Linked DNA regions of Mus musculus: all the other regions are linked to region 3. A link is a loop called in an ENCODE intact Hi-C map of the cell type or tissue named here. Cell type or tissue: heart. All regions are shown on one strand.

The links. Hi-C counts contacts between places; a loop is a spot of excess contacts. Peaks named below come from ENCODE experiments on the same cell type or tissue, not always from the same donor. Only the 100,000 strongest peaks of a DNase experiment are listed, where the experiment ranks them.
Region 1: it touches region 3 in a loop (4-fold over the local background); 15 of 42 quality-filtered maps call a loop at or near these places.
Region 2: a loop joins it to region 3, with 5 times the contacts of the local background. A loop is called at or near these places in 2 of 42 quality-filtered maps.

What each region holds. Positions count from the first base shown.
Region 1 is chr7:44,464,670-44,472,669 of GRCm38, reverse strand. It overlaps Aspdh (aspartate dehydrogenase domain containing), which reads right to left and starts at 7,235. Exons shown (of 7, transcript NM_026690.1): 1 at 7,135-7,235; 2 at 6,436-6,580; 3 at 6,115-6,199; 4 at 5,857-6,006; 5 at 5,565-5,785; 6 at 5,337-5,491; 7 at 4,919-5,027. The coding sequence starts at 7,198. The coding sequence ends at 4,984. It overlaps Josd2 (Josephin domain containing 2), which reads right to left and starts at 4,690. Exons shown (of 5, transcript NM_001205071.1): 1 at 4,480-4,690; 2 at 3,701-3,863; 3 at 2,133-2,258; 4 at 1,363-1,557; 5 at 1,012-1,255. The coding sequence starts at 3,846. The coding sequence ends at 1,156. Mir7052 (microRNA 7052) reads right to left here and starts at 2,323; the gene lies at 2,259-2,323. In heart, a CTCF peak has its summit at 4,617; DNase peaks (open chromatin) are centred at 179, 1,389, 4,699, 5,719 and 2 weaker places; H3K4me3 peaks cover 5,024 bases; H3K27ac peaks cover 7,780 bases; H3K27me3 peaks cover 274 bases.
Region 2 is chr7:43,675,672-43,683,671 of GRCm38, reverse strand. Ctu1 (cytosolic thiouridylase subunit 1) reads right to left here. Exons shown (of 3, transcript NM_145582.1): 3 at 5,374-7,245. The coding sequence ends at 6,491. It also overlaps a transcript of Klk14 not described here. Among named protein-coding and RNA genes, the nearest start is that of Ctu1, 7.6 kb to the right of the region's middle. In heart, CTCF peaks have their summits at 965 (motif pointing right), 2,523 (motif pointing left) and 4,967 (motif pointing left); DNase peaks (open chromatin) are centred at 2,511 and 4,961.
Region 3 is chr7:44,370,934-44,378,933 of GRCm38, reverse strand. 1700008O03Rik (RIKEN cDNA 1700008O03 gene) reads left to right here and starts at 3,904. Exons shown (of 6, transcript NM_027049.1): 1 at 3,904-3,947; 2 at 4,410-4,611. The coding sequence starts at 4,545. Gm39001 (a long non-coding RNA gene) reads right to left here and starts at 4,437. Exons shown (of 2, transcript XR_882056.2): 1 at 4,365-4,437; 2 at 3,031-3,410. In heart, no CTCF peak of the experiment used is centred here; DNase peaks (open chromatin) are centred at 443, 3,903 and 4,963; H3K4me3 peaks cover 2,048 bases; H3K27ac peaks cover 1,965 bases; H3K27me3 peaks cover 359 bases.

The DNA.
Region 1 (8,000 bases), 94 kb before region 3:
TACTAGCGTGGTGTCAGGGTGTGGCCTGCATCCCCAGATGAATTAATTACTAGGATAGATCCTGGCCAGGGTAGGGTGTCATGTTCCAAGCTGGACCCCTCCTCTCCTATAATCCCTGAATGGGTCTCGTGGGTCCCTGTTGCCCAAGCCTGTCCCATCAGCTGAGGACAATCTCTCCCCTTGTTTCCCACAGGTCCTGGGGCTCAGGGCCAGATCCTGGCCATCTCCTCCCCCTCTCTGTGACTCTGGTGCGATTACCCTGTCTGCTCAGGGTGCTCTTGTCTGGGCCCACCTCCTGGCTCCAGTCCTTTTCCCATTCCACTCTGCCCCATATAGACGTGTCTGTCAACACGTCCCCAAATAACTGGTGATGACAGAAGGGCTGCAGCACTCTGGGCACATCAGCGACTTCTGAGTTTGGGGTCCTCAAGTTTGGCAGCCTCTTGAACATGTTTGGCTTGGGTGACTTGCTGCAGTTGTAGGTCTGGCGCCTTAGAATATCCCTCCAACCACCCTACAGTCTGTCCCTCACCTGCTTCAAGGCTGAGCCCAACTGGCCCTATTCAGGGATCCAGCACACCCTGAGAAAATAGCAGCCACTGTGCCAGCTTCTTGAGGTTGCTGTGAGGAGTGTCCAAGCCACTGTCAACAGTGGTAAATACCTTGCCTAGGCTGGCCTTCTCTTACTTTGAAAGGCCCTATGACTTTACCCAGCTACCCAACACATCCAGGGACTTTGTTCCTGAGGGGGCCAATTATAGCCAGTCCTGTCTGCTGCCTAGTTCCCCCTGCGCCTGGGAAGTCAAGGGGTATGGTCACAGGCTGCTGGACCCATGGTCATCTTTGGGGACTACTGTCCTTCTCACTGATGGTCTAAACCTTAAAGTGGAGTGATCCTTGCTTCTGCTTATATTATTCTGATTTTGGGAGGCGACATGTTGGTTTTTGTTTTCTGTCTCCCTATGGGTACTGGCCTGTGACCGAGAGCAATCCCCAGGAGCTGAGCCCAGGCACAAATAACAAAAGAGCAGATTTATTGAGGCAGCAGTGGTTGGGGGAGTGGGGACCCTAGGGCAGGGTGCAGGCCTCCTGAGGCCTGGAGCTGCAGGCCCTTCCAGGCACTGGACACTTAGGACTGTGGGAGCAGGCAGCAGATCAGCTTGTGTTCAGCCAGCAGCCGGCCTCCTCCACCTCCTTGGTCACCACCAATAGCACCTCGCACAGGCCTTGGGCCAAGGCAGCTGCCAGGAAGGTCCTGAGGGGGAGAGTGGAAGACTGAGGTCTCAGCAGTCCAGGCGGGTCCATCTCCTTGCAGGGCAGTTCCAGTGTTGGCCCCAGCCTGTCACTCTCTTTACCACTCACCTGACTCCATCCTCGTCCCCCAGGGCTTCAGGGGCCCGGAGCTTTGAGTCCAGATTATAGTAGATGCCATCTACCTGTCGCAGGGCCACCCAGTGTCGGCGGCGCAGTGGCAGGGACAGCAGCCCCAGCGACACAGGAGAGGGTAGGTTCAAGATCAGGCCTAGTACCTGGGGCAGGGCCAGCTGGGACAGGGGTCTGGGGAGGGGAGGGATATAGCATGAGGCCCCAGAGTCACTGAGGTCTGGGTTGCGGGCCACAGAGGCACTTGGATCCTGCTTCCTTCTCCAGAATGAGCGTCTATTCACTCACTGACCCATTACCCTCTTATCTGTCAACTCCAGCTTTGGTTTGTTTAGGCAGGGTCTCGGGTATCCCAGATGTGCACCACTACAGCAGTTGATGGAGTGCTGGGGATGGAATCCTGGCCTCATATGTGACGGGGAAGCCTTCTGCCAATGGAACCCCAGAACCTCAACTTTTTGTTGTTTGCCCTTTTGACCCAGGCTCTCCATATGCAGTCCAGGCTGGCTTCCCGCTTAGTCCTGCCTTGGGCCAACAAGATGGCTCCACTACTCTTGACTAACTTCTGTCTTTCCCACCTTAATCGTAAGTTACTCATTTGGCTACCCTTTGGACTGGTACCAAGTTTATAAGTTCAGCCCATCGTTCAGTCAGACCCCATCTGCCATAGCCTCCCTGGCTCCCTTCAAGCCACCCTCTGTGTCATCCCACACGCCCAGAGGCAGTGCAGCCCACAGCCTAGGCCCTACCTCCTCCTGTCCCACCACACAGCGGCCAGGCCCAGGCCCTGCAGGGCAGCCATGATCACGTTGACATCATAGTTGCCGGTGCCCAAGAGACTGCGATGGGGGTTCAGCCGGGAATCTGGGGCTAGCCTGGGAAGGAGGGGGCAGAGCCAAGGTTTGAAATCCTGGAAAGGCCTCCACCTTCCCACATGATAGGAGAGGCCCAGAGCCTGGCCTTTGACGCGTCTCTCTTCAACCCCCACACAGTTTATCATCCTCACGTCCTGTTCTCCCTCCACCCCTGAGCCCTGTACTCTTAGACTGGCTAAGGCTTTATCTTTTCCCACTCAGAAACCCTTCCCAGCCTCTAGTCTCTCCCTCTAGCCTACCTTCAACTTCCAGGAGCCTGAGTTGCCCTGCTCCCTTCCTACTTCCACTTCTCCCGTGACTCCCAAGTGCTCTGGACAAAGTCCCTGCCCCTCCATTCTTCCCACTCGTCACGGTCTCTCTCCAGACCAGCTTCAGATGTCATTTCTTCTGGGAGAGGAGCCTTCAGACCCAAGACTGTGCTCAGAGTCCCTGGGTGATAGTCACATTCATGCCGCCATATCTGAATACAGAGTGCCCCTTTCTTTTGGGAACACCCTGCCCTACCCTGCTCAGAGGCATCCCTAGTGCCCTATCATCCCAGGACAGACGCCCACCTCCTCCAGTGGCAAGCAGGCCCTGCATAGCCTCAGCACCAGCTCTTAGCAGCCACCCATCCCAGATGTCCCTGTGCCCAAGCCTTCCCTCTAGCTCTCCCCAGCTCTGTGGCCCTGCTCCTCTGTAGGCCTGGACCCTTGGCGAGCAGTGTCAAGAGGGAGCCACTCATGTCTGCAGCTCTCCCAGCCTTCTCCCCCTTGTGACATCTGCCTCAGCTCGAGCTGCTCAGCATGTCCCTGGAGAAAGAGCTGGAGAAAGAGAGATGCGTATGTTCTAAGTAAGTCTGAAGTTTACAGATGAGGGCTGCCTGTGGATCTGGGCAAGGACTACAGGCTGGGGTGTCTATGTGCCCATAGAAGCACCCTGCAGCCTAGAGGTGGGAATGGGGAGAGAGATTCAAGAAAGTTTCTTACAAAAGTGATGGTTGAAATTGTGAGGCGCAAACAAAGGGACCAAGAAGGGGAAAAAAATGCCTTGTGTAACATGGGAACAGCCTGTTGGAGGCCTAGGAGTACATCGAAGGATGAAGCTGCAGAAAGGTAGGCAAGGACCCGAGCACACAAGGCCTTGAGTTCAGCCTGAAGGCCCGGGGCTAGTCCCTAGGAGTTCTGGGGAACCAAAGAGGGATAGAAGCAGAGGAGGGGGCAAGCAGCTGTGGGGCTGTGTGTAGGACGACCAGGAGAAGAAAAACAGACAGCTGGGAGGTTGTGACAGAGGCTCAGATAAGAGAGGTTGAGGCCAAAGCTGGGGCTGAGGCTGTGAGAAGCAGCAGGTGGGAGGGCAGGCAACAGCTCCTGGATCGGAGCCTTGGCCCTGCTAGGGTCCCAGGAAGGCTCCCGTGCCTCTCTGAGCCCTGCTCTTCCAGGGCGGGGAACAATGGCAGTCACCTCTTGCAGATTTCGTCGGCAGCCTCCTGGCTAAAGAGCTGCTCTTGAAGGACGTTGTTGAGAGCATGGACAGCACACAGCTCTAGCCGCTGCCGCTCATGATACACTGAGGGTGGACTCGGCCTTGCTTCCGGAGCCTGAGACATGCCCTCCTCAGCTCCTGCTGCGGGGTGGGACAAGGAGGTGTTAGGCACCTAGGATCTTGCTCATTCGGTTCTCTAGATTCCTGGGTCCCTGGGCAATGGACATTGAGATGGGCACTGGGGCTAGCTTAGGAGGCCGTGAGGCCCTGACCCTATTTCCCAGGCTGTCTCCAGAGCACAGAGACACCTTTTGAGCCCAGTCCTGGGAGTGGGGGGAGTAGAGGCTCTCATCTGCTCACCTGGCAATAGAGACCCACCCCCACTACATGTCTCCAAGCAAAAGGGTCCTGATCATCATCACCTAGCAATGGACTACCACCCCTTCTGTCCCTAGGAAACAATACCTTTTTAGTTCCCAAGCAACAGAACAACCCCACCCTCTGGGTATCCTGGTCCGTTTTCTGATCACCTAGCAATGGAGGACTCCTCCTTTCCCGTCTCTGGGTAACAGGGTCTCTTCTGGTCGCCTAGCAACGAAAGACTTCCCCTCCTCAATAACCAGGGTTCTCGCCTCCCTTCACCTGGCAACGAGGCCCTCTACCAGTTACTAAGCAACAGGAGCCCCCACCTTTTCCTGTCACCTGGCAACCAGGCACACTCCCACCCGCCTTTGCTTGTCGCCCGCCTGGCCCTCACCCCGCCGGCCTTTCTGCTCCCCGGGACCGACCGCTTTCGCATTCCCTAGGCAGCGACCGGGTGGTAGCACGCTGACTGAGCAGGCGAAAGGGACTACAGCTCCCGGCGACTTGCGCGCGCCGAACTGCGATTCCCGAAGGCCTCCGTAGGGCGTCTAAATAGGACGCGCAGTCCGGAAGTCCTCCGGGGCTGCTCTGCCGCGTGGGACTACAACTCCCATCGGACAAAGCAGCCAGTTCTCGTTCTCTCCCAGGGCTCACTGCTGCCTAGAGGTTTCTGGGAGTTGTGGTAACGAGTGATCTCGCGATAGCTTTCAGGGGGCTGGTTTGTGTATGAGCTCGCACGCTGCTGCTATGGCGTCATACTCAGTGTGTAGCTGAAGCGTGACGACATAGAGGTGGGGACAAGGAACCAAAGAGGCCAAAGAGAACAGTGGGCTGAACTCTGATGTTTACTGGGACCCATAGTTGTCAATATGACAGTAAGGGTAGTAGGGGAGGAGACTCAGCAGAGGTGGATCCCAGGTCTGGAGGTGAGCTGACAGCAGCCTGTGGGGAGAATGAAAAACTAGGATGACAACACAGACACATGCAGGTGGCCATGGTGGACGTGGGTTTTGGAAAAGGTAATGTGGTACAAGTCAAGGAGGATACTCAGAAAGAGATGTGGCATGTGGATGTAGAGACCTAGAGGGGGACCCAGATGCTGAGAGAAAGCGGGGCGGGGAAAGAGAGGCTCATAGAGCCTGGGAGTGAGAACTAAGAATGAGAAAAGACAGAAAACTGGGGTTGGGACACCCAACATGTGAGCTCTGCCGAGCACAAACGCCAAGGGACCCTTGGAGGGGCCTGCCGCACCCAGTAGGCTGTGCCAGAAGGCTGTAACAGTAGCAGAGCCGGTGACAGCGCCAGGCTGGGCTGGGTTCTCTCTGTGGGTGTGCACGGCAAAGCTGCGACCTGAAGGCCCTGGGGGTCCTAGCAGCTCCACATCCACCACGTGCATGTCGGTGAGGCTGCAGCCGGCAGAGAAGTGCAGTCAGTCCACCCGGAGTGTACACAGCTGTGCCACCTACGCCCTGTGCTTACCTAAGGTCAGCCACAAGCACCCCAATGACACGGTCGAAGCCTAGACTGGGGGCAGCCAGGGCAGCAGCTGCCATGGTGTTAGAGTTTCGGGGGGCCAAGGGACAGAGCCCACGCACAGGGCCCTCATAGAGCACTGTGCGGGGCCCACTACTGTGGGCTGCAGCCAGGGGTCCCTCCAGCCGGAAGCCATCAGGATGTGTGGCCATGGTGACTCGAAGGCTCTGGAAGCAATGGCAGGGTCAGGAGATTGAGACTCTTACATGTTCCGTCTGGCAGCCCAGACAGTCCTCACCTGGAGGCCTCCGGCTGCATCCAGTCTGCTGATGTCTTCACTGCCCCATAGGGCCCCTCGGGCCACAAACACAGTGTGGCCCCAGCGCTTTGAAGCCTCCAGGAGCTGCTGCTCTGTGGTCTGGTCAGCCAGAGCTGAGGGGGATCCCACCTTGGGACACGGATGGTAGAGAGAGGCAAGGCCAAGACCCAGATTACTGCTGGAGGGTGGGATGCAGCCAACACAGAGAGGGACTCACTGAGGGGCAAGGAGGCTCACCAGGAGGTTTGCATGGCGAAGGATTTGTGCCCCAGATTCATGGATTATTTTGGGGTGGGCCACTTCTACCACAAGGTCAGGGTGCCTAGGAAGAGAGACATGGAGGGGGAGGGCCTTGGAGAAGAGTCAGGTCTCCTGTCTCCCAGGTCCTCAGGGTTTGGAGGGATAGCACTGCTTACCCTGGCTGAGGGAGGGGAGTGGGATAGTGGGTGCATTCTAGTTTCTCTTTATATGCACTGAGACTCAGAAAGGGTCAAAGGGTTGTCTGACACAGGGAGGCAGGAAGCAGCTTTGGGGAGGCTCCTTCTGTGGGGCGCTGACCTTTCCTCAAGGGCAGTGAGGTCTTGGAGCTGCAGGGCAGGGGGCACACTCCCTGCCATCCGTCCAGGGTCACGGTTCCACACAAAAACAAGTTCTAGGCCCAGTTCTGATCCCTGAGCCAGAAGGCGGGACACAAGGGACTGTCCTGCAGAGACAGGAGGGCTAGGGATCCAAGGAAAGGAGAGAGACCCTCCCCTCCTAAGTCAGGGAGATTGGGGGTGGGGGGGGGTCAGGGACCTAGAGACAGAATACAGTCAGAAGCCCAGAGAGGAGAGGCAGACAGACACACAGACAGAATACATAGAAACCTAGAAAGGAGAGACAGAGATGCCCCACATACACAGAGACACATACACACAGAGACAGAGACACAAAGACCCAGACACACACACAGAGATGAGAGCAAGAAGAAAGACAGACAGAAGATGGGAGAGAGAAGAGGGGAAGGTGGGGGGGGGGAGAGACAGAGACAGACAGACCTTGGAGACCCAGAGAAAGGACAGAGACCTAGAGAGAGGCAGATACCCAGAGATAAACACTCTCTCAGAGGGAGAGACACAGAGAGACAGAGGGAGGCCCAGTGAGTGGGCAGAAGGCAGGCTGGGCTGGCAGGCTGGGGTGAAAGATAGATGGAAGCAAATGTTTCTGGAACATTAGGAACAGGGCATAGAAAGAGACCCCAGGCCAGGTCTTACTCACCCAGGCGGCCATAGCCCACCACCCCCACCTTGTAAGGAACTTGAGGGAGCGTACTGGTGGCCATGGTCTTTAACAAGGTACCCTGCTGTGGGGGATCTGCTGTGCTTGCTGGCCCCTGTACCAGGCCTGACAGTGAATGAACTTTGGACTTTGACCCCTGACTCTCTCCACTGAGGGAGGGAACAGGATGGGGAGGGTGTCCTTTTCCAGCCCTCTGCCCTCCTGCTGGCTGGCATGGTGGCTTGGAAGCTAGGCCTTGCATGGCCCTATGTGCCCACTACCCCACGGCCTCCTGAGCAGCCCACATTCTCCCATTCCTGCTGAGGTAGAAAATTCCCTTTACAGCCCCCCTCCTCAGTCTGGCCAGCAGGTTGTCATGGAGACTGCATTTTCCTTGGGATGGGGGAAGAACTGGGGACAGGAATTTAGGTCTCCCACCAAGCCCCTTACAAACCTCTTGATCTCCTTTTTTTCCCCCCTCTAAAGTCTAAGTGGAAAGGTCTGGCTGGAATGTATGTGGTCCTGCAGGCCCCACCTGTGTCCTGTCTTTCCCAGTCCTCCGTGCTCCTCAGTCCTGGCTGGAGTCCCCTTCTTCACTCCAGTGTCTGATTGTCCTTGAGCTCACCTTAACTGTCCACCATTCATTCCACCTTGAGGCCACAATCTCCAGCCTCTTTGTATTCTTGGTCCCCTGACCCCCTCCTGTCTCCTTTCCTGTCCATGAAGAAGGGACCTGCATGGCTTGGGGAGTCTCTGAGTGTCCCAGGATGAGCCCAGCCACTGGCTGGCAGGCCTGGCATGGGACATGTCAGGCTGCAGCAGGCCAGCTCCCTGCCCCCATTGCCACCTGGTACAGCCGCATTGTT
Region 2 (8,000 bases), 700 kb after region 3:
CTTGGGCCCCTGTGCTTCCTTGATGTTCTCAGCATGATTGATACCTTCGCATCTCAGGGGCTTGGTCATTACTGTTCCCTCTGCCTGGGACACCTTTGCTACCACCCTGCCCATGTCATCCCTCCAATCACCTTCTCTGAACCGTGCATTCTCTTCTTGTCTCTGCCCTTCTCACACTGCGTGCAAGCACTTATCGGTGTTCAATGTCCTTCGTGGGTATTTTAATTTATTTTTATTCAGAATAAAATTTTATTCAAGTCTGTCTCTAACAACTTGAGTGTCAGCTCTGACGAGGGAAGATGTTCAGCTACTTAGCCCTCTGCCCCTCCAATAGAAAGAACAAGGACTGTGTCTCCCAGAGGATTTGCGAGGTCCGGGACCTTTCCTACCTGGTCAACCACTGAATTTACCGTACTGATCTGGTGTCTGGTGTATGCGAAGGGATGATATACTGGGTTCTCTGTGTTTCAGTGGGGTGGAGAGGGGGAGCCACAGGCTTCCTTAGGGACGCCCAGCTCTTCTTCCTGCCTCAGCAAGCCCCAGGCCTCTCCAACACCCTCCAGTATCTGCAAAGCCCACCTGAGTGGGAAATGCGTTTGCTCTGCTCATCAGGAGGGACACCCTGTATTTATATCATATTTTAGCATTTTCAATTGTGTGTGTGTGTGTGTGTGAGAGAGAGAGAGAGAGAGAGAGAGAGAGACAGACAGACAGACAGACAGACAGAGACAGAGAGAGTGAGAGGGACAAAGAGAGGGAGACAGGGAGAGGGAGGAGAGGGAGACAGAGAGAGGAGGACAGGGAGAGGGAGAGGGAGAGGGAGAGGGAGAGGGAGAGGGAGAGGGAGAGGGAGAGGGAGAGGGAGAGGGAGAGGGAGAGGGAGAGGGAGAGGGAGAGGGAGAGGGAGAGGGAGAGGGAGAACTATGAGTGCCTTCAGAGGCCACAAGAGGGCATTAGATCTCTTGGAGCTGGAGTTACAGGATGTTGTCAAGCAGCCTAACTCAGGTCCCCTGCAAGGGCAGTGTTAGCGTTTTTTGTCTATAAAACACAACAGGCAGTACTTGCTCTCAGTGGATAAGCTACCTCTCCAGCCCCTATTTTATATAGTCTATGAACTCACACAGGAAGGAGTTCTTTAAAGTTTTAAAAACACACCCAGTGTCGGTAGGATTCACAATTCTTGGTGAGAGGTTTAAGCCCTTGCACCTGTTCTCAGCATTACCAGGTCTTCCACTCTCTCTAGCTCAGATCCTCAACTGGTGTGGTCTTAGTTTTAGTCTCCATGGCCGCTCCCACAGAGCTCTTGGTGTTTTGAGACAGCGTCTCCTCCTTACCATGTACCTTAAATTCATGATCCTTCTGCTTCTACCTCCCCTGTGCTGGGATTTAGGGCTGCGTGTACCAGCACACCCCATTTATGCAGCACTGAGGATGGAGACCAGAGCTTTGTACATGCTAAGCAAGCAATCTACCCACTGAGCTACATGCCCAGTCTAGCCTTGTCTGCCTTGAGTCTTTCCAGGCAGGCCCTGTTCCCAGCTAAGGCAGCATTCTGACTTCTGCACCAAGAGCAATGCTTCCCCACAGGGACAGGTGCCTCTTGTCGGGGACTGAGGCCCACTGCCATCCTACCAGACACCACGCCCCTCTCTCTTGCCTTTCCTGGCCTCAGTCTTACTCAGCTCCTGGGTCTTGGTTCAAACATCACCTCCGCATTCTATGACGCACCACACCGTGCTGGGCGCCCCACCTCTAGGATCCCTTCTGAAGTCTCACAATGGCAACAGTGGCATGTAACCCTTTGGTCCTGACTTGTCAGTGCCTGCACCCTCTTCCTTCACCAGAGGGAGAGCCCACTGAGGGCAGGGACCAGCGCTGAGTCAGGTCTTTCCTCACTAGCCTAGGCTGAGAGGTGTTAGGAAATGCCCGCAACCGTGATTCTTATCCTCCCCTCCCGGGAGAGTTCAGGGCTTGCTTCTGCATCTCAACACCTGCCCCTCACACTCTCTCCTCTGTCACTTGTCCTGTCCTCCACTCTCGGATTCTAGGCTAGTCATTCCCTCTTCCAGGAATGCTTTCCAGCGGTCAGCCAAGTACCACCTCAATTTACACGGTTCTCTGCTGGGATGGGGCTGTCTCCTTTAGGCCACCCCTTTTCCGCTTAAATGGACAGGACACATCCTTACCGACACCTGTCAGTATCGAACTGTTGCAGTACATTACAGCTGTGTGTTCCTTCTTTTTATTTCTTTTCCTCTCTCTCCTTCTCTGGCCTCCATCTTCCCAGCCCCTTTCTTCTTCCTCTCCAGCCTTTAGGCTCTGTCCTGAGCAGTTTCTGCAGTTTAGCTGCGTTACCGGGTCTCATGCTCAGAGTCTGTGCAAGGCAAGGAAGGACACATCATCTTTATGAAAACTCAGAGGTTTCAGGCTTCTCTAGATCCAGTGCTGTCTGGGCCTGGGCTGGATACCCAGTTTTGGTGCGCAGATGTGGTCACAGCGCCCCCTTGTGTTCAAATGTGAACACAGCCCCTTTCTCACACAAGAGGCTCAGTAGCAGGGCAGAGTCCCTGGAGATATTCCAGAAATGAGAGGTGCCCTGCTGTGCATGCATTTGGAAGCAGGTCCTCTGGATTCCAGTTTAAGAACCTAGAGTCCCTGCTCCCTCCCTGAGTCACAGTTATGTGAGTCTCGGCAAGTTACTTCACTGGGTTGCATGTTCATCTAGCATAAGTATTAAACAAGCATTACTCTCCTATCACTGCACTAGCCGGGATGGAACACCCTCTTGGTACGGGTCCAGTCCCACAAGAGAAAAGCTTGGAGTTGTACAATCTGCCTAGAGAGTCTTCAGTCACACCCTTACCGCCCCCAGCCCCTCCTCTGTTCCCCCATCCCTGTCCATAGCTACTTCTCTGTCACAGCAGTTGTTGGATAGACCCGGAATAGAGACTGGCCTTCACTGTTAGAATAAAATTCAAGTCTTGACTCCACACACCTGGTCCAGCTTCAGATGCCTGGAAGAGATCAAGGTTATTCCTATACCCTAGTTGCTGAATTGGCGGTTCCCTCCTCCAGGGGGAACTCCCTCCCCCATACTTTTGAGATTTGTTCCCCTAGCTTTATGTGGGTCGCTGCTCAAAGGCCACCTCCCCAGAGGCCTTTCCTTCATGGCTCCCTCTACTCTATTTTTGACAAGCAAACCTTTGTGCTGGGGATGTAGCTCAGAGATAGATTGTCTAGGATCCCCCTGTGAGGGGCTGAGGGTGTGGCTTGGCATGTTAGGTCCTTAATTCAATCTTCAGCGTTGAAAAAAGGGGAAAAAAACTTCTTCAAAACTGACCATATAATCAGTCACAAGACAGGCCTCAACAGACACAAGAAGACTGAAATAATCCCATGCATCCTATTAGATCACCACGGACCAAGGCTGCTCTTTAATAGCAACAAAAAACAACAGAAAGCCCACACACACATGGAAGCTGAACAGCGCTGTACTCAATGGTAACTTGGTCAAGGAAGAAATAAAGAAATAAATTAAAGACTTTAGAATTTAATGAAAACGAAGGCACAACATACCCAAACTTATGGGACATAGGAAAACTCATAGCTCTGAGTGCCTCCAAAAAGAAACTGGAGAGAGCATACACTAGCAGCTTGACAGCACATCTGAAAGCTCTAGAATAAAAAGAAGCAAATGCACCCAAGAGGAGGAGAGGGCAGAAAGTAATCCAACTCAGGACTGAAATCAACCAAGTAGAAACAAAAAGGGCTATACAAAGAATCAACAAAACCAGGAGCTGGTTCTTTGAGGAAAATCAACAAGATAGATAAACCCTTATCCACACTAACTAGAGGGCACAGAGACAGCATCCTAATTAACAAGATCAGAAATGAAAAGGGAGACATAACAATAGAACTTGAGGAAATCCAAAACACCATCAGATCCTACTACAAAAGGCTATAATCAACAAAACTGGAAAACCTGGATGAAATGGACAATTTTCTAGACAGATACCAAATACCAGAATCAGGATCAGATAAACCATCTAAACAGTCCCATAACCCCTAAAGCAGTCATTAAAAGTCTCCCAACCAAAAAAAGCCCAGGACCAAATGGGTTCAGTGCAGAATTCTATCAGACTTTCAAAGAAGACCTAATACCAGTACTCTTCAAACTATTCCACAAAATAGAAACAGAAGGAACACTGCCCAATTCATTCTATGAAGCCACAGTTACACTGTGCATTCTCCCTTGGAGATGGAATGGTTTCTGTCTAATCAGGAACTTGTCACAATTCCCTTTCATAGAGGACTTCATGAGAGATTTTTTTTTTCTACTTCTATCATGTTTAATGTTCCAAGTAGATTTTAAAAACTGGTTGAGTGCATATTACTTTTAGCTTCAGAAGAATTCATGTATATTTAAGAGGCATTTAACTATTATAAATTATTTCGATGACTTAAAAATGTCAATACTGAGCTGTATATTTTTAAGTAAATTTTTAAAAAAAGGAAAAAGCGACAGTCACAATCACTCGTTATTTGTTTGCAATGGCCCTCCCTCCGCCCCCACCCCAGACTGAAAATTTGTGGAGGGGCTCCTGTCTCTGCCCACTGCAGCTTCCTGGCACTTGCAGGAGGACCAGACAAAAAGATGTCCAATATTTGCTGAATGAATATTTGACCTGGTGCTTTATAAGCCTAGGGGGACCTGATGGCGGCAGGGCATCCACCTTTGCTTTTTAACTTATCTTAATTTGGTAAATAGAGACCTATGGAGTCACTTCCAAGAGGACAGGGCCACAGAGGCTAAGGAGCACCCTTTGCCCAATGTTGGGGGAATGATCCAGGGAAGTTTTTAGTACTTTTGAGGAACCCTCTTCTTGGGAAGGTTCTTCAGCCTCTCAACTTCTTAATATGGCAAGGCAGCACCCAGAAGCCTGGAGCCCCCTGGTGGCCAATCCCCAGTATACAGAGCCAAGCTGGACATGGACTTGGATAACTGGACTCTCATCTCCCAAGATAGGGGTGAAGGCAAGACAGTTCCATTTTCACAGGAGGAAATGGCACCTTAGAGAGGTTAAGGCAGAGACTCAGCACAAGTTCTGTCTCCAGAGTCCAAGCTTGGGGTGCCCTCCTCACTCACAACAGATACCAGGACTGGGCAAGGCAGTCACCCTATTATAGATAGGACTGGTGACAGGCCCTGTGGTCCCTTGAAGTTGCCATGGGGAAGAAATGAGAAGGTAGATATAAGCACTCCAAAGCAAAGATGAAGTCCCCTTGAAAGCAACGTGTGTGATGAAGACCCGTATGTGGACACTCTTACTTTCATTTCCTATTGCTGCGATAAAACACCAGACCAAAAACATCTTTCGAGAAAAAGTTTTATTTCAACTTACATTTTAGGTCACACTCCATTACTGAGGGAAGTCAGCAGGAACTGAGGCAGAGGCCATGAGGGAACACTACTACTGACTGGCTTACTCAGCCTGCTTTCTTATAGTATCCAGGATCACCTGCCTAGGGACTGGACCGCCCACAGTGGGCTGAGCCCTTCCACATCAATCATCAATCAGAAAATGCCCCACAAGCTTGCCTGTAGGCCAATCTTATGGAAGCATTTTCTCAGATGACCCCAGCCTGTGTAAAGTTGACAAAACAAAACCAAAAAATGGCCAGCCAGGACACTAACTCAACAACCATGTGAAAACTACAAATTTGGTTCAGAACCTATCAGCTCAGCAGACCACTGGCTTCCAAAGACCCACAAGCTAAGAAAGTCATCAGATAGTTCCTCAGACTGACAGAAGGGATTTCAGCTTTGCTATAACCTGTCTACCTGCAGTTCACACCGACATACTTGACCAATGTCTTGATTAATGACTTTCTATTGTCCTAGGGCTGTAAACGTTTGTGTAACTGCTCCCACGGCAGTTTCCCAGGCAACCTCAATTCACATACCCGCCCATGGAAGGTCCCAACTGGTTCAGAACAAACTTTCTCCAGTTCCCGTAGGTGCGAGAGCTGTGCCTGGATGAGACGGGTATAGTGACGATTGTGAATATTCCTAGTACGCATGTGACTTTGTTTACCTGACTTGGGAAAACAGAAAAGGAGGGCCAGGGCTCTCTGAGCCCACAGAGGTGTGCGGGAATGCATGGGTGTTGGTCCCTTCTCTCTTAGAGCTGGTAGCTGTGCCTAGAGCGCCCTATACTTCAAGGTTCATGTTGCTCTACAGGGCCCATCCTTCCATGGGGTACAGGTAGGACACGGGGCTCAGGTTGCAGGGCACTGGACACTTTAAATAATCTGCAGGGCTCAAGCGACTCTGCAGGGTACAGCCACTCCACACGGAAACAGGTCAGTCCCAAGGTGCCGTGCACTGAAGGGAAATCACTTCACAGTGTATAGATTACTCCACAGTTGCAGGGCAGTGGGGTACAATCACTTCCCCGGACACAGGGCAATGTAGAGTGCAGAGCTCAGGTCACTCCGCCACGGGGCTCAGGTCACACTGCGATACACAGGTGGCTCCTGCCCGGTCCCCTCCATTCCCAAGGCTCAGGTCCCTCTGCGATACACAGGTGGCTCCTGCCCGGTCCTCTCCATTCCCGGGGCTCAGGTCACACTGCGATACACAGGTGGCTCCTGCCCGGTCCCCTCCATTGCCGCATGGGTTGGCTTTATCTTTCGGTTGCTTGCAGGTGCAGGGTCCTGCTGGGGCCACAGGGTCACTGGTGACTAGGCTTGGGTTCCCAGGCTGTGGAGGCTCAACTTGCAGCACACGGCGGCCCTTGCCGATGGCCAGGCGCGGCAGGCCTCGGTTGAGGCCATCCAGGAGGGCACAGGCCTGGCAGAGCTTGTGGCTGGCCAGGGCTCCGCAGCGGGAGCAGGTGCCTGGAGGAGGGGGCTTTGCTGCCGGAGCCAGAGCTAGGCGCTCTGCCGAGTGCACGAGGTCCAGCACGGCTGATGGTCTGGCCGCCTCCAGGAGCTTAAGCAGGTCCCGGGCATGACCACGGAAGGCCTCAGGGGCATACACGCACTCCTCGGAAAAGTAGCGGAGATGGCGGAAGTGCGCATACAGCACCACCTCCTTCTGCGAGGCAAACTGCAGAGGCCGGCACCTGGGAAGTGCGCACCCCTCGCCCGTGGAGCCCAGCACCCCACCCCTCGCCAGCCTCCCAGCATCACCACGCAGGAAGTTCATGAGCACCGTCTCAGCCATGTCGTCAGCGTTGTGGCCTGCGGGAGAAAGAGCTCAGGTCAGGTGAAGGATTAGGACAAAGAAGAGAAGGTAAAAAGTCCCAGCTCATTTCCTGGTTTGAAAAGTTACCGAAATCCACCAATCCCTGAGCCTGAAAACCCAGCACTCTGACTTGAAATGTCACCAATCCCCACCTTGGAAATCTTCACCCTGTAAACTCTTCCATGTTAAATACTCTAAGCCGGTCCCCTGCTCAGTACTCCATGGCTTCTCACTGCAGCAGAGGCAGCCACCTTCTTGTGTCACTTTCAATCAATCTCTTGTGCGAGATTTGTTGTATGGTGTGACTCTGTGATATTCCTTGGCTCCTGACTGCCAAGATACCTTTCCCCCTCAGAGCTGTGTCACCGCACTCATAGCCTGCTGTTGCTCTTGCCAATGGCCAGACTCAGTAGGCCCCAGCTGAGGCGTGTGTACAAGCCTGGTATTTACACGAGGAGGGGGGCCCCAAGAAGCCCTGGACAACAGGAAAAGTGGAGAAGAGGCCGGGAACCCCTGGAGCAGATGAGAGGACCCGGTAGATCCTCCCTAAGGAGAAAATGTAAAAGGGACCATAGAGACACTGGGGCCTGGGAGAGTGGAGGTGGGCGTTGGAACGAACACTCAGAACCCAGAGATAAAAAGGAGGGACAGTGGAAGTTCTCAGCACCATAAAGGGGGGGGGGGGAGTGGAGACCCCAGCCCACCCCACTATCTTGCACTTCCTGGCACACTACTCTTCCACACCCACACC
Region 3 (8,000 bases):
TGATGGATAAATGATACTGTTTATGAATAAATACTGGAAGAAGAAATGATAGAGTAGTGGGTGAACAAATGAACCAGTTTGGACAAAACTCTTTGTTTTCCTTCTCAAAGTCCCCTGAGGCGTTCTCTCCACCTACCCATTCCTGGTTGCCTAATGAGAATCCCACATGGTGCCACCTAACCCCACCTGAGAAGCCTGTGCTTGAGGTGGGCCAGGATAGGTTCTGGGGTTTAAAGAGATGCTATACAGACTCATACACAGCTCTGCCCATCCCTCCCAGTGTTCAGTAGCTAGAGATAACCCCAAGATAGAGGTCAGCCAAGTAGCCAGGATTTGTGCAGAGGGAAGAAAGCCCTCAAACAGAGCTGCAGCCGGCACTGCTGCAGGTCTGACATCATCTGTGGAACTGGAGGAAAGTGCTGACTCGGGAATGTGGGTCCTGGGCTTGTGGCCAAGGGTTGCTGATGGCCTGACAGAGGTGGCAGGAGTGGCGGAGGGAAGTAATTGGCAGCTGGACAGAGGGGGCAGCCAGGGAACAGAGACACACAGAGCAATAGAGACAAAGAGAGGGAGGAGGAGAGAGGAGATACAGGGAGAGATGTGTCAGGTAGAGTTGTACAAGACACACAGAAAGGGGCAGCGCTGCACAGCATGGTAAAGATGCAGAAAGTTGGGTGTGAAGTTTGGTGAGTCAAACTCAGAGATGAACGTAGGAGAGGCCCAGGAGGCTCCTCCCCTCCCTGAGGAGTTGTTGTTTCACTATAGTAAATAAACTACACTCATAAGCACACAAGCAATTCTAACTAAACTCAGTGGGTTAAAAATAAAAAGCTGGACATTGGTGGCACACACCTTTAATCCCAGCACTTGAGGGGCAGAGGCAGGTGGATATCTGTGAGTTCAGGGCCAGTCTGCTCTACAGAAAGAGTTCCAAGACAGCCAGGGCAACACAGAGAAATCCTCTCTCGAAAAATGAAAAATGAAAAAATAAAAGTGTGGGGGCAGGGGCGGGGTGGGGGTGGGGCGGGGAGGATGTTGGGAAGAAGAGTTCCAGAGGATTGGGAAGGAAATAAGAGAGGTGAATGGGAGGCAGAGAGGACAACAGTGATGGAGAGACACCCTGAGGAAGCAAGAGACAGCAGGCAGGGGTTGAGGAGGTTCTGAGAGCATGAGTAGAATCAGAATACAATATACACATATGTGAATTGCCAAATAATAAATGAAACATATGTATCTGTGTCTATCTATCTATCTATCTATCTATCTATCTATCTATCTATCTATTTTCAAGAAGTTAGGTTGTGTTCCAGAGAGAGAAAAGAGAACTGAATTTGGAGAACTGATAGTTGTTCCAGCTACTTTTCTATTGCTGTTGATAAAATGCTGTTACCAAAAGCAAGGAAGGAAAGAGTTTCTTTGGATTACACTTCCAAGGCACAGTCCCTTAGTGAGGGAAGCCAAGGTGGGAACCTGAAGGCAGGAACCGTGGATGAAAGTTGCTTTCTAGCTTGCTAGCAGACCCATGCTTCTGCTTAGTTACCTAGGGAATGGTACCACCCACCACGGGCTAGGTCTTGCAACAGCCATTAACAATTCACAGTATGAGTTTCTCAAATAAGACTTCTCTCAGATGGCAGTAAGCTGTGTGGAGTTGACAGTAAAGCTAACCAGGAGAGAGAACTTTCACTGCGCCATTTTCACTGGTCAGAGATGAGAAACTGATCTCAGAGGTCATCAGTGTAGTGGTTTGAATGAGATGTTCACCGTGGTTTGGGCATTTACTATTTGATGCCTAGTTGTGGCCCTGCTTGGGGAGTTTAGGTGCAGGAAGTGTGTCTCTGGGGTCAGGCTTTGAGAGTTAATAGGCTTGAGCAATCCCCAGTTTGCTCTCTCATTCCTGATAGCAGTTAAAATGTGAGCCTTCAGCCTTCCGTTACCTCCTGCCACAATTCCCTGACACTACTGAGTCTTATCCATCTGGAATTATATGGCCAAGTAAATCTTTTCTAAGTTGCTATGGCCACTTAAAAAAGATTTTAATTTTTTTAATTGTATGTATATGAGTACACCGGTATGTCAGACACACCAGAAGAGGGTATCAGATCTGATTACAGATGGTTGTGAGTCACCATGTCGTTGGTGGAAATTGAACTCATGACCTCTGGAAGAGTAGTCAGCGCTCTTAACCACTGAGCCATCTCCCCAGCTCGGTCAAAGTGTTTTATCACAGCAACAGAAACTAAGACTGCGGGGCTGGTGAGATGGCTCAGTGGGTAAGAGCACCTGACTGCTCTTCCAAAGGTCCAGAGTTCAAATCCTAGCAACCACATGGTGGCTCACAACCATCCGTAACGAGATCTGACTCCCTCTTCTGGAGTCTAGTTGACAGCTACAATGTACTTACATATAATAAATAAATAAATCTTAAAAAAAAAAAAAAGAAAAAAAAAAGCCTTCCAGGCTGCCCTGTCTTGCAGGCTGCCCTGTCTTGTCTGAGCCTGTATTCTCTTCTTCTACATACTATAGTCTCACAAGGAATAGGAGGGGTAAGGTCCACTGGGCTGGGGTTGCATTGTTAGACACAAGAGATACACTCATTCATTCATTCATTCATTCATTCACTCATTCAATGCATATGTCTCTGGGCAGTGAAAGTGAGGGCTTAGGTGTTCCTGTGACCATGGCAGTCAAAAATGCTCCTTGTCCTACAGAGATGGAACTGGAAAAGATGGCTGAATGAGAGAAAGGGAAGGTCCAGGGACAGGGTCCCTGTCTTACTTTCTTTGTCCCCAGTTGAGTTTGCCACAGGGACCTTGCCTCCCCATCATTAAGTCTCTCTGCTTCACCTGGGCTCAGCCTGGTTCCAGGGAGTCTTCCTAACACACAGCAGAGTAGTTGCATTGTGTACACAGGACTCATGTTCAAATCCCCGAACCCCATGTATGCTGGCGCCCACCCAGGATTGTGTGCATTGGAGGATGTACACATACCCAGAAGAAATGTTGGAAATCATGGTTACAGAAGACTGAATGAGACCATTGAAGTGTATGAGCTTTTTAAGTGGCCAGTAACAGCCAGGCATAGCGGGGCACAACTTTAATTTCAGCACTAAGGAAGCAGAGGGGGCCAACTGTATGTAGGCCAGCCTGGTCTGCATAGTAAGTTCAAGGGGGGTGGGGTGGGGGTGCGGGTACATAGTGAGCACTGTGTTGAAAAAACACTAAAAACCAATCCCCCTCCCCAAAGCAAAACAACCAATCAAAACCAGCTAAATTGATCAAAGTTTAGGTTTCTCAATTTCTAACAAAAAATTGAGAGCTTCAGGCACAGCTGGATCCAGCCAGGCGGTCTTTCCTTCATCTTTGCCTTCTGGCAAGTTCCGAATCTACAAGGTAACACCGTGGCGACGCCTGCCCTTAAAGAAAGAGAAAGAGACTCCTAGCTGTGCTCCAGAATCGGGACTGATTTGTAAATTAGCTCAGAAAGCCACAGTGACAACAAAGACCACCTGGGAAGGGAGCTTGGGGACTCTATTGTCAGAAGGGGCGTGGTGACACATTCCTAACATTTCTGACTCTGGAAGGCAAGGGCCTGCCTGGATAAGGGACTGAGTTCAAGACCAGACCGGGATACATAGGCAGTTATTAAGAGGGAGAAACAGGCTACAAAAAGTGAGCCTGTGGATGCATAGACGAGACAGCTAAAGGGTTTTACAGCCTCCTCGCCTCACAGGTCCGAACTCACAAAGGATAGTCTACCCGGCACCTGCCTGCAGAAAGCCCCCAAGCCTGGCACCCAATGACACTTTTCTCACGTTCAGGAATAAGAGCCCCAGCCTTGCTCTCACATTGGGCACCATGGTAACCAGACCCTGCCTACCGTCCCCTCCCCCCTAGAGAACTCAGTTTCTGTTTGTCTCCAGGAGTCTAGCCGGTGCTGAGCAGAGGGCAAGTGGGCTCAGAGAGGGGAAGAGAGAAGGGCGAGGTGGTGGGAGTGGAAGCTGAAGCAGCTATGGAAGAGAGACTGAGGAATGGGCCTGGGAGAAGGGGAACGGGAAATAGGGAGGCTCAGAGAGGGTGACAAGATTGGTGAAGGACTGCAATGAGGAGGGGGCAATCCAGGGGGCTGGGGAGGTGCTGGGGAAGCTGATGGAGAAAAAGACCAGGGAGGTGGGACAGAGGGCAGAGACTTCTGGGAGAAATGTGGAGGACAACTGGGAAAGGGGGTTTAGAGGGAGGCAGACAGAGAATTGTGAAAACCGGGGACAGGGATGGTTCAGGAGGGCTGAAGAAAGAGAAGCCATGAGACAGGAAGAGATGGAGACGGAAGTAGAGTTGCAGGGAAACAGGAGGTGGGGCGCACACCGAGTCCCGGAGGTTAGGGGAAAGCGTGTGTCCTTGTGGTCTCAGCCTTCCAGTTCCGTGTTTGTCCCTCGTGGTTTCAAAGAGCAAGAAGCAGAAGTCCAGGAAAAGAGCTGCGCTGTGTGGCCCAGTGCGAGCATCTCGCCCCATCTTTCTGGACTTCCCCAGACCCGCTTCTCCAGGATGCAGCCAGAGGTGGAGCCTTTAATCTCCCCCAACCTGGGCGCCCCTGGCTCACACAGGGAGACAGGTGAGCAGGTCTGGGGGCCGGCGAACCGGCATTCCCACACTGTTGGTCCTCGAGCCTAGAACTACATTTCCCAGGAGCCCCTGCCTTTCTCTGGCTGATACTCTGGGTACAGAACTGCATTGCCCTTGGGGGTTCTGCAAGTCTCTGGCCAGTGTGGGAAGCCTCAAACCACATCTCTCAGAAGCTGTTGCAGTCCCCCTGCTAATAATTCTCTGAGCTCATACTACTTTTCCCAAGAGGCTCCCTTGCCAATATTCTGAAATCAAAACTACATTTCCCAGAAGGCCTTGCAGATCTCTAGCAAAGACTCTGCGGGTCCCTGGTCAGTATTCTGGGTCCAGAACTACATTTCCCACCAGCCTCTGCAGTTACCGGGCTCATTAATAATCTTTTAACAAGAAGTGCTGCAGCTATCTGAACGTAACTTCTGGGCCCCAAACTACATATCCCATGAGACACTTGCAGTTCCCTAGCCAACACTCAGATTTAGAACTCTGTTCCCCTCACCCTCTGCAGTTCCCTGGCACATACCCTCGGTTTACAAAGAATTTACCATGAAATGCTGCAGTGTCGTTCCCCCCTCCTCCGCCCCCCGCTAATATTTCTGGGCCCAGAACTGCAGTTCCCATGAACCTCCTGGGCTTCAACAACGCTTCTGAGTCTATTTTCCCTAGATACCTTCACTCCTTGGTCTTGCACAGTAGTTCAACGTCTTCCTGTCCTCAATCCCTGGTTCTTATTTTCAGATAGCCCCACCTCCAACCCAGATGCAGAACTAAACCCTAGGTGCCAATCTTCCACCACAGCCCCACTCAGAGCCCCGACCCCACCCCCCAGCCCTGTCTTACTTTCTTTGCCCATAGTTGAGTTTGCCACAGGGACTTTGCCTCCCCATCATTAAGTCTTTCTGCTTCACCTGGGCACAACCTGGTTCCAGGGAGTCTTCCTAACACGCAGCTAGACTATAGCTGTCTCTTGCTCACGTCAGCCCCAGGCTTGCAGCCCTTTCCAGCACAGCTCACTTCCCAAATGCTGAGTTGATGTCATCCCAAGAAGATTCTGCATGGCTGTAAGTAACAGAAATGTGAACTCTGTAAAAGTAGAAATGGCATTTGTTCTATACAAAAAGTACAGAGAGATTAAAGTCAGGGACACCACTAGGGAGCCAGTTTCTTTCATCTCTCAGAGTTTTGATTTGAGACACATTTCCTTGGCATAGCACATAACTTTGGCTTGCTATTACCTCACGGTCACAAAGCAGCTACTACAATTCCAACCATTCTCTCCAGAAGTCTTCATTCTGAGGGCTCCCTAGATGTCTTCTCCTGCCACTTCAGCTGCAAACACTAAGCTGCCCACTTGGCCGACCGAGTAAGAGGAAACAAGATGACCTTATTCTTCTGCACAGGGGTTTCCAGCTCTAGCCGAGGCCCATTTAACAAGAAGCTTTACCACTGGGGCTCAGGCGGTCCTAGTTTTTTGGATGCTTACCTGGTGGAGATAATGAACCGGAGCTGGAACATTTCGGTATAAGCCTAATGACTATTTCTGAGTACCTGGGAAGAGAACTATAAACCTCAAGACCCCATGTGGTCACCTTCCTCCACCTAGACCCTCACCTCCACAACAGCCCACCGTCTTCAAAACTGGGTATCATTCGTTCAAATGTGAACCAGTAGGGACTTTTCACATCCAAACTACAAAATGTAGCAAACTCCTACAGTCTTTAAGTCTCACTGTAACCTACACCTCCTCAGGGAGGCATTCTGGGATTGCCTGGGGGGAGAATTTCCTCTGCCATTCTAAACTGGGAGTTCTCAGGACAGAGTGGCTATTAGTCATTTGGCTAATAATCTTTTTAAGTTTTCCGGTGAAAGGGTGTTCTCCATTGTCCTCCAAGACACACAGGAAGCACAGAGATGCTATTGAGGAGTGAAATTCTTTTTTTTTTTTTTTTTTTTTTTTGGTTTTTCGAGACAGGGTTTCTCTGTATAGCCCTGGTTGTCTTGGAACTCACTCTGTAGACCAGGCTGGCCTCGAACTCAGAAATCCACCTGCCTCTGCCTCTCAAGTGCTGGGATTAAAGGCGTGTGCCACCACCGCTGAGTGAGGAGTGAAATTCTTGCATCAAGTGAATTAGTAAATACTTTATTTTCCCCCAGTTTTGGGATCAAACCTAAAGATTTGTGGTGTCAGACAGGGGCTCTAACACTGACATGATCCTAGTCCTTCACGGGTGGATTCTAGGCAGGTGCTCTACCACTGAGCCACACTCCACCTTCTCACTGGGTATTGTGGTTTGAATAAGAGTAGCTTCTAGAAGCTCATGTATTTGACTGCTTTGTCACTAAGGAGTGGATCTGGTCTTGTTGAAGGATCTATGTCTCTAGGGCTGGGATTGAAGTTTCAAAAGCCCATGCCAGCCTTTCCCCTCTCTCAGCTTGTGGATCAGCGACTACTCCAGTGCCGTGTGTGCTATCATGTGCCCTGACATGATAATGGACTAAGCCTCTGAAGTTTTGAGGGAGACCCCAGTTAAAGTGGCTGTGGTCATCTCATACCTTCACAGCCACAGAACAGTGTGGTCACGGCATGCCTTCACAGCCGTAGAGCAGCGACTAAGACAGAAGTTGGTACCAGGAAGCAGGATATTGCTGAAACAGGCCTATTCATGCTACTTATTGGTGTAATGTAGACTTTGGGATGTCGGATTTAGAAAAGCAGTTGAACGCTTGAAGAGGGGCTTAATGGGCCATTCAAGAAGGAGCATTAAAGAGATGCTGAGGGCAAGTTGAACTGTGGGGGCCCAGCTCCAGAAGTTTTAGAGGGAAGTAAATGCTCTAGAGACTGTTTATGGTGGTTTGAATAATAACGGCCCATATTGGCTCATATATGAATGCTTAGTCATCAAGGAGGGGCACTACTTCTAAGGATTAGGGGGTATGGTCTTATTGGAGTGGGTGTGGCCTTGGAGTAGGTGTGGCCTTGTTGTAGGATGTTTGTCGTTAGGGGTGGGCTCTGAGGGTTCATAAACCTAAGCCAGTCCCAGAGGCCTTTTCTCTTCCTGCAGATTCACAAGTAGACTTCTCAGTTCCTTCTTTAGCACCACATCTACCTGTGTGCCTTCATGCTCCCTGCCATTATGACAATGCACTAAATCTCTGGGTTGGAAGCCAGCCCCAGTTAAATATTTTCCTTTACAAGAGCTAACATGATCATGGTGTCTCTTCACAGCAATAGAACACTGTTGATTAAGACAACTTTCTTATGTTATTTTGACAAAGAATGTGGTGTCTTTTTGCCCGTGTCCCAAATATCTGCCTGAGACTAAATTGAAGAGTTTTTTAGATTAATAATGGCATTGATAGAATCATGTGGTTATTAGTATC